2 separate regions of the Homo sapiens genome follow, and region 2 is linked to region 1. Evidence: read pairs that join two places in POLR2A ChIA-PET (ENCODE). Cell type or tissue: endothelial cell of umbilical vein. All regions are shown on one strand. Each heading gives the region's core, and the rest is flanking DNA. Links, peaks and the distances in the headings are about the cores only. Region 1 overlaps MLXIP (MLX interacting protein). Region 2 has its middle 23 kb from the start of IL31.

The links. Peaks named below come from ENCODE experiments on the same cell type or tissue, not always from the same donor. Only the 100,000 strongest peaks of a DNase experiment are listed, where the experiment ranks them.
Region 2: POLR2A ChIA-PET joins it to region 1 with 6 read pairs; 4 of 35 experiments call an interaction of 5 or more read pairs at or near these places.

The regions. Positions count from the first base shown.
Region 1 is chr12:122,095,602-122,099,988 of GRCh38, reverse strand. All of the region lies in intron 1 of MLXIP (MLX interacting protein), which reads right to left. Among named protein-coding and RNA genes, the nearest start is that of MLXIP, 19 kb to the right of the region's middle. RefSeq lists enhancers at 722-1,375, 1,376-2,029, 2,781-3,281, 3,282-3,782 and a silencer at 1,884-2,043. In endothelial cell of umbilical vein, for the core only: no CTCF peak of the experiment used is centred there; DNase peaks (open chromatin) are centred at 1,438, 2,008 and 3,038; H3K27ac peaks cover 514 bases.
Region 2 is chr12:122,149,206-122,153,592 of GRCh38, reverse strand. No RefSeq gene overlaps it. Among named protein-coding and RNA genes, the nearest start is that of IL31, 23 kb to the left of the region's middle. In endothelial cell of umbilical vein, for the core only: no CTCF peak of the experiment used is centred there; no DNase peak of the experiment used is centred there.

The DNA.
Region 1 (4,387 bases), core at 72-4,071:
TCAAATGTCGGGGTATAACCACACTGCACTTGGAGAGCTATTGATTCAAATGCAGAGAAACGAAGTTCCTGACTTGGGGAGGAAATGTAGTCTCCATCTTCTCACTACAAACACCTTTCCATGTGAGCCGCCTCCACCCTCCCACCCACCAAGGGAGTTCTCCTAATGCCCTAAACTCCTTCAGGGCTGGGATTTCCACAAATATATTTGGATATGAGGACTATTCCTCATATAGCCACACAAATAGGAAACCAAGGAGGCGCAGAGGTAGGACAATGCAACCTAAGTTGGCATCAGAAAGCCAAAGCCCTGAGGCTCTGCTCCTCCCCCTGAGGGAGTTCAGCAGAGGAACTGTTCTCTCTTGCTGGTTATTTGTAGCCTGAGGCATCATACACATGATAGGGACAGACATCAGACCAAAAAGGTCATTGGGGAAATCAGCCCGGGCTGCAGGGACAGCAGGTGGGGAACCTGACCACAGCAGGCGGTCTCATGTCTGGAACAGGCTAGGGCCAAGTGAGGCTGGGGCCACCAGTGCGCAGCACGATGCCTGGAAGGGCAATGCCCCCAGGGCATTACCAAGAGGCAAGGCTGGCTGCAACAGCTGGGGTCCAGGATGCCCGCTGGCTGCCAACAGCTGGGGTCCAGGATGCCCTCTGGACCAAGAGACAGCAATCTGCTTTGCAATAGTTTGGTTTTTGTGTTTGTTTGTTTTGGGGTTTTGTTTTGGTTTGTTTTGGTTTTTTTGGAGACATGGCCTTGCTCTGTTGCCTAGGCCAGCTGAAGTGCAGTGGCACGATCATGGTTCACTGCAGCCTCAAACTCCCCAGCTGACGCCATCCTCCTACTTCAGCCTCCCAAGTAGCTGGGGCCACGGGCACATGCCACCATGACTGGCTAATTTTTTAAATAATTTTTGTAGAAGATCTTGCTATGTTGCCCAGGCTGGTCTTACACTCCTGGGCTCAAGTGATCCTCCCGCCTTGACCTCCCAAAGTGCTGGGATTACAGGCGTGAGCCACCACGCCCAGCTGCTCTGCAGTAGTTAACTCACTGTCCTAAGACGCTGTTCCCGCTGCTCCTGCTGAGCAGGGAGGCAAAGGGAAGTGGTTTCTTCTCTGGAACCAGTGGTCCTCCTCCCAGCCCACCCCCAGGATCAGCAGCAGAGGTGGAAGAAGAGAAGCCAATTTCAGAGCACCGGAGCGACGCAAACCACACCAACTGGCACTTTATTCAAAACAATGATGGCTTTGTCAAGCACAGCCCAAGAGCCAGCTGAAAAACCTGCCCTTCCCTCCTAATTTCTACCCTCAAGTCCCCGTGACTTTGAGGCACCATGTTAAAAAGGAGGAAAAAAATTACACAGAAACCAACATCAGCCAACCCATGTGACCTGACAGAAGGCAGGCCAGCTGCCCTTCCAGGATGACACATTGCTGGAGCTGGCTGTTCTGCAGCCATGGGTCGCCTACTGGGCAGCTCAAGCTCCCAGGACACATTTAAGTCTCACTGATATATTTCCAGTGATCCCAGCCAACAAAGAACAAAGAACTGAAAGAGCGCTGCTGTGTCAATCTTCCAGTCGTCTGGGAGGGCAGCACACCCCAACCTCAATCTGAGTTGCTCAGCGGGGGTGGCTGCTCCCCATCTTTCCAAGAACCTAAAAGCTGCTGCCCCAGGGCCCTCTAGGACAGGGAACAGAAGGAAAATCTCTCTGTGGGGAAGAAGTGGGGGGCACCGGAAGAATAGATGACATTATTTCTCACACCACACCCTGCCCTGCTCGCTTCATCCCTATTTTACCAATCAGGGTCAGTCATCTCCAACACCCCACAAACACACCCATAGCTCCAAGGAGCCAGCAACAAGCACACAAACAAAGATAAGCAAACAAACTTATCAGGCGCAGCGCAGCTGGCTCCACACAGGCCCTGCCAGCTCCTCTGCAAATACAGTCTCTGGTAGGCTGCCCTGAGAAGGATCTGAAGGAGGCCGTGCATAGCACCAGTGAGCTTACCTACCTGCTGGCTCACAGTACTGTGAAAGGTCAAGGCCAAGGCCAGGCCAGAGCTGAGCTGCTAACTGGGTTCTTTGCTTCCCTATGGACAAAGCCTTCTGCCAAGGTTTCTTGTGGGGAGGGGGAACCCATGGATTCCAAAACTAAAGGGAAACAGAGACTGGCCCAATAGATAAGGGAGCAGCCTGGGAGAGTAGGGAGCTGGGAGCAGGCATTCCACCGGGCCAGGAAATGGAGCCCTCAGTAAGGAACTCTCAGCAAGAACACAGCAGGGGGATGGTGGGCAGTGTGGGGACACCGGCCTTCACACAGCTGGGCCTGAGCAATTTTAATTAATTAATTACTTTTTTTTTTTTTTAGAGGCAGGGTCTCACTCTGTCACCCAGGCGGGAGTGCAGTGATCATAGTTCAGCAGCCTCCAACTTCTGGTCTCAAGAGATCCTCCCGCCTCAGCCTCCTGAGCAGCTGGGACTACAGGTGTGAGCCACCACACCTGGCTAATTTTTTAGTTTTTGTAAAAATAGGGTCTCGTTATGTTGCCCAGGATGATATGGAACTCCTGGGTTCAAGTGATCCTCCCACGTCAGCCTCCCAAAGTGCTGTGATTACAGGCGTGAGCCACCAAACCTGGCCCTGGTTATGTTTTAAAATTAAGGCTGGGTGCAGTGGCTCACACCTGTAGTGAGGCCAGGGTGACAGGACTGCTTAAGCACAGGGGTTCAACGCTGCAGTGAGCTGTGATCACACCATTGCACTCCAGCCTGGGTGACAGAGCGAGACCCTGTCCGCCCAAAAAAAACACCCATAACCAAAGTCCTCATGCCTTCGGCCAAAAGCTCCTCTGCCGAGCACTCTTCTGACAATGCAAGTGTTAGGACAGACAGGCCCACGGAAGCACCACAAGCGAGCAGCTGAGAAGCAAGGCTGCCAAGCCAGACAGCGGCATCTCCGGACTCAATCTGACAAAAAATACTTAAATCATTTTTCAGAGCGTTGAGTCAGCTCTTCCTTCCATGTACCAAGTCATTCCCCAGTTTTGTAACTTGCAGGGACATGTACCCGCAGCATTCCAGTTCCACGTGAGAGCTCACGCCAGCTGGGGGGACTCACACCTGGAATCACAACTTTCACAGAGCCTTGCTCTCCCTACCTCAGGCACAACAAACAGCCAAGGGCAGGAGTCACCTCGGGGACACCGCGGTCACAGCCTCGGGGGTCTGTCAGCAGAGCACCACAAGGCATGCAAGCTGCGGCATCAGTCCTGCGGGCATGCTGCTGACTGTGCGTTCTACCCCTGCCCCACAGCAGGCTGCTGGACAAATGTGAAAGCGCAGGAGCTTCCACTCCCGGACTCAGAATAAACAGGCCACCGTTCAGCTCCGCGCCTGCTGACCACCATTCCCCTAGACACACCTGTCCTGGGAGGGTGGGACAGTGGGACAAGGAGGGGTGCCTAAAGTGGTGATAAGAATTGCTGCCATTTTTAGAGACTTGAAAGCTTCCCAGGGTAAAGGCTCCTATCAGGAAGGAGGAGGAAGCAGACATTTTCAGAGAAAGTAGCCAACCAGGGCTATGAAAACAGAGATGAATGGAACAGGGGCCTAGAAACATGGGAGGCGTTATCAAAAACACCAGCGAAATATTCTCGGTGATCAACAGAGAGAGAGAAAATAAATAGTAGTACATCCATACAATGAAATACTATCCAGCCACTAAGAAACACTGCAGAAGCCGGGTGTGGCGGTGCACACCTGTGGTCCCAGCTACTCGGGAGGCTGAGGCGGGACGATTGCTTGAGCCCAGGAGTTCAAGGCTGCAGTGAGCTATGATCACACATTTGCAGCCCAGCCTAGGCAACAAAGTGAGACCTATCTTTAAAAAATAAAAAATTGCAGATGGATATTTTGTGGCTTGGAGGGATGTTCACACTCTATTAAATGGAAAAAATACGTGGTGGCCCAAGCCTGTAGTCCCAGCTACTCGGGAGGCTGAGGGAGAAGAATCACTTGAACCAGGGAGGCGGAGGTTGCAGTGAGCTGAGATCGCGCCACTGCACTCCAGCCTGGCGACAGAGCGAGATTCTGTCTCAAAAAAAAATAATAATAAAAATAAAAATAAGGAAAATATATATATACTCACCATGCAAAAAATAAAAATAAAAAATAAGGTCTATAAGGATAAACACTAGAGAACTGACAAGTTATCTCTGGGTGTTGTAATTTTTATTTCTTTCTTTTAGCTTTACCTATATTTCTGATTTTCTATGATAATTTGAAATGCAACTTGAAAAGAAAAGGTTAACTTTAATTTTAAAATGTAAAAAAAAAACTATACTATGAACATAGAGAAATAACAATGAGTAAAATCTGG
Region 2 (4,387 bases), core at 248-4,247, 53 kb before region 1:
GCTGAATAGAGAATTGACTGAAAGCAGCAAGAGGCAAAACATGGGCCAGGCGGGGTGGCCGACTTCTGTAATCCTAGCACTTTGGGAGGCCAAAGTGGGCTTATCACTTGACGTCAGGAGTTCAAGACCAGCCTGGCCAACATGGCAAAACCCCATCTCTACTAATAATACAAAAATTAGCCAGGCGCGGTGGCGTAGACCTGTAATCCCAGATACTCAGGAGGGTGAGGCATGAGAATCGCTTGAACTCGGGAGGTGGAGGTTGCTGTGAGCCAAGATTGCGCCACTGCACTGCAGCCTGGGTGACAAAGTGAAACTGTGTCTCAAAACAACATCAACAACAACAACAACATGAATATTCAAATTGTCCAGGCAAGAGGGTTATTGTCATGGCAGTGGGAATGGGGAGAGGTGGCTGGGTCTGTGATTACAGATGCTCATGGACTTACAATGGGGTCACGTCCCAATAAACCCACTGTAAGCTGAAAATGTTAAGTAAAAAATGCATTTAATACACCTAACCTCCTGAACATCATAGCTCAGCCCAGCCTGCCTTAAAAGGGCTCGGAACACTCACAGCAGCCTACAGTTGGGCAAAAGTGCCTGGCAGCCCAGGATGCAGGAGTGTTGGCTGTCTGCCTTCATTCAGCTCACTGCCACTGCCCAGCACCACGAAGAGATCATACGGCACGTCACTAGCCTGGAAGAAGATCAAAATTCAACATCTTAAGTACAGTTTCTACTGAGTGCGTATTGCTTTTACACCATCCTAAAGTCAAAAAATCCTAAATCGCCGGGTGTGGTGGCTCACGCCTGTAATCCTAGGACTTTGGGAGGCCAAGGCGGGTGGATCATTTGAGGTCAGGAATTCAAGACCAGTCTGGCCAATATGGTGAAACCCCATCTCTACTAAAAATACAAAATTTAGCCGGGCATGGAGGTGGGCACCTGTACACCTGTAGTCCCAGCTACTAGGAAGGCTGAGGCAGGAGAATCGCTTGAACCCAGGAGGTGGAGGTTGCAGTGAGCTAAGATAACGCCACTGCACTACAGCCTGGGCTACAGAGTGAGACTCTGTCTCAAAAAAAAAAAAAGAATCCTAAGTCAGGGCCGTCTGTATTTTGGAGGTGTTATTGGCGAGACTTGCTAATAGGCTGAACGTGGGAAGAGAGGGAAAGGAAGAGGCTAGGGTGAAGTCTGAGTTTCTGGCTGGAACATTTGGGGAGACGTCAATGCCATTTATCAGGATGCAGAGTGTTTGCAGATGAGCAAGTTTTGGGCACAGAGATGGAAAGTAAGGTTAGTTAGAGGTAGAGGGACTTGAGAAAGAGAAAACTTGTGAATAGAGAGGAATGAGTCAATGAAAAAGGAGAAAAATGCAAGGGACAGAAGAGATAACTGACAAGAGAAAGCCCCAGGGGGCAGCAAAGGGAATGTCCAGGAAAAGACAAAACCTCTGCAGATGTGAGATTTGGCCACTGTTTCTGTGAAGTTTGCCCTTCCCTAAAGGGCTCTGCATGGGAGGTCGCTTCTGCCTCCTCGCCCTGGCCCCAACCCCTTTGCTGGTCCATCTCTGCTCATCCAGCTCAGTCCTGGCTCAGAAGCCAAATACCACAACCTATCACAGGTATCAACAAAGATTTTATTGTATTTGCAATAAAGTCACTGTTGTATTCTCTGAGTCTCATTAAAATACAACCTTCAGTACACACATTTGGTTTTTTTTTTTGAGGCAGAGTCTCGCTCTGACACCCAGACTGGAGTGCAATGGCATGATCTTGGCTCACTGCGAGCTCTGCCTCTAGTTTCAAGCAATTCTGCTGCCTCAGCACCCTAAGTAGCTGGGATTACAGGCACCTGCCACCATGCTCAGCTACTTTTTTTTTTTTTTTTTTTTTTTGAGTTGGAGTTTCACACCTTTTGCCCAGGCTAGAGTGCAATGGCGTGATCTTGGCTCACTGCAACCTCCGTCTCCCGGGTTCAAGCGATTCTCCTGCCTCAGCCTCCCAAGTAGCTGGGATTACAGGCATGCACCACCACCCTGGCAAATTTTGTATTTTTAGTAGAGATGGGGTTTCTCCATGTTGGTCAAGCTGGTCTTGAACTCCTGACCTCAGGTGAGCCACCCACCTCGGCCTCTCAAAGTGCTGGGATTACAGGCGTGAGCCACCGTGCCCAGCAATTTTTTGTATTTTTAGTAGAGATGAGCTTTCGCCATGTTGGCCAGTCTGGTCTCGAACTCCTGACCTCAGGTGATCCACCCGCCTCAGCCTCCCAAAGTGCTGAGATTATAGGTGGAGCCACGGTGCCCGGCCCTTTTTTTTTTTTTTTAAATGGAATCTCGCTCTGTTGCCCAGGCTGGAGTGCAATGGCACAATCTTGGCTCATTGCAACCTCTGCCTCCTGTGTTCAAGCGATCCTCCCACCCCAGCCTCCCAAGTAGCTGGGATTATTAAATGTGCGTCACCATGCCTGGCTAATTTGTGGGTGGTTTTTTTTTTTTTTTTTTTTTTTGAGATGGAGTCTCGCTCTGTCGCCCAGGCTGGAATGCAGTGGCTCAATCTCGGGTCACTGCAACCTCCGCTTCCCGGGTTCAAGCGATTCTCCTGCCTCAGCTTCCTGAGTAGCTGGGACTACAGGTGCCCGCCACCACACCCGGCTAATTTTTTGTATTTTTTGTAGAGATGGGGTTTCACCATGTTGGCCAGGCTGGTCTCAAACTCCTGACCTCAAGTGGTCCGCCCGCCTTGGCCTCCCAAAGTGCTGGGATTATAGGCGTGAGCCGCCGCACCTAGCCAGTACCCACATCTTGGTCAGAGAATAAAAAGGAAGAGTCGGTAAATACACAGCAAGTATTAGGGAAAGGAGGGACAGAAACTAGAGAAACACAGATCTCAGTACATACAGGAGAGTTGACACAGCATCATTATAGTCCACTGATGGGTGGCGCTGGGAACTTGGGAGACACCAACACGTTGGAGTCAGGGCTATGGGACAGGTGTGGGGGGCAAGTTGGGGAGGACCGCTAACCCCTGATCATTCAGGCTCCACCCCCAATGCAAAATTGTAATGCAACCAACCAGCTCTGTTCAGTACTTCCCCCAGGAGAGAAAATCAGTCAGACTAGATGAAGAGATTAGACTGCTCACTGTACCAAGCCCATTAAGGCAGGAAAGTAGACTCTTATCTTAAAAAGCTTTTCCCCCCTCTACACAATAAGGGTTTTCTAGCTAACGATTTTCAGTGAAACAGAAAATCTGATCAATCAGAATGCCCCATTCCCCAGATTTCTCATTAACTGTGATTTTGTTGCTTTTCACAAAGCCTTTGGGAACTTTTAAATGACCAACTTTGCAGGTATATATGCAATTCTGGAAATGGTATTAAAAAGCATACTTACGGCCGGGTGCCGTGGCTCATGCCTGTAATCCCAGCACTTTGGAAGGCCGAGGTGGGGGTGGATCACTTGAGGCCAGGAGTTCAAGATCAGCCTGGCCAACATGGTGAAATTCTGTCTCTACTAAAAATATAAAAATTAGCCCAGCCTGGTGGCAGGCACCTGTAGTCCCAGCTACTCGGGAGGAGGGGGTACGAGAATTGCTTGAACCCAGGAAGGCAGAGGTTACAGTGAGCTGAGACTGCACCATTGCACTCCAGCCTGGGCAACAGAGTGAGACCCTGTCTCAAAAAGAAAAAAAAAAGGCATACTTAACAGATGAAATCCATATGGTGTCTGGAATGTGCTTCAAAATAATGGAGGTGGGCGTGAGGTCTTAGAAAAAAACAAAATTGGCCCTGAGTTGATCATTGTTAAACTGGATAGTGGTCATTCATTATGATGAAGGGGCTCATTATACTATTCTCCACTTCTGTGTACTGAAGATTTTCTGAACTAAAAAGGTAGAAAGTACATGCATTAAACTTCAGGATAAGTTCAATCACACCACCCTATACAAATCTAATTTCAGATCTTTACCGAAAATAAGGGAAACCATGTTCTACAGAATCGAGTCCACATCAAGATGAAATGCTTTTCACACCATTTAGAGATTAGTCTTATAGCTACAATTACTCAAGTTGAAGTTTTGAAATTACCTACGCAGTCTTCAGAGTCAACGCCTACTGTCGCTCAACCTACCCCCTCTGATCCCCCTTTCCTCCCCTGCCCCACCAGTCCCAGGGTGTGGGCAGAGGCAGCTGGAGCAGGATGGGCTCCAGGAGAGTTCATCCACAGGCTGTCTCGATATCTGCTTCCTGCCAGGTCTGTGCGAGGTACGGCACCAGGCCCTCGTCCTGGTGGGCTCAGAATCTGGTGGGGAAGAGAAACTGAGTAATTCAACATGATCGGTGTCCTGAGAGCCGCTCCGAGGCCCGACTCCATGTGTGC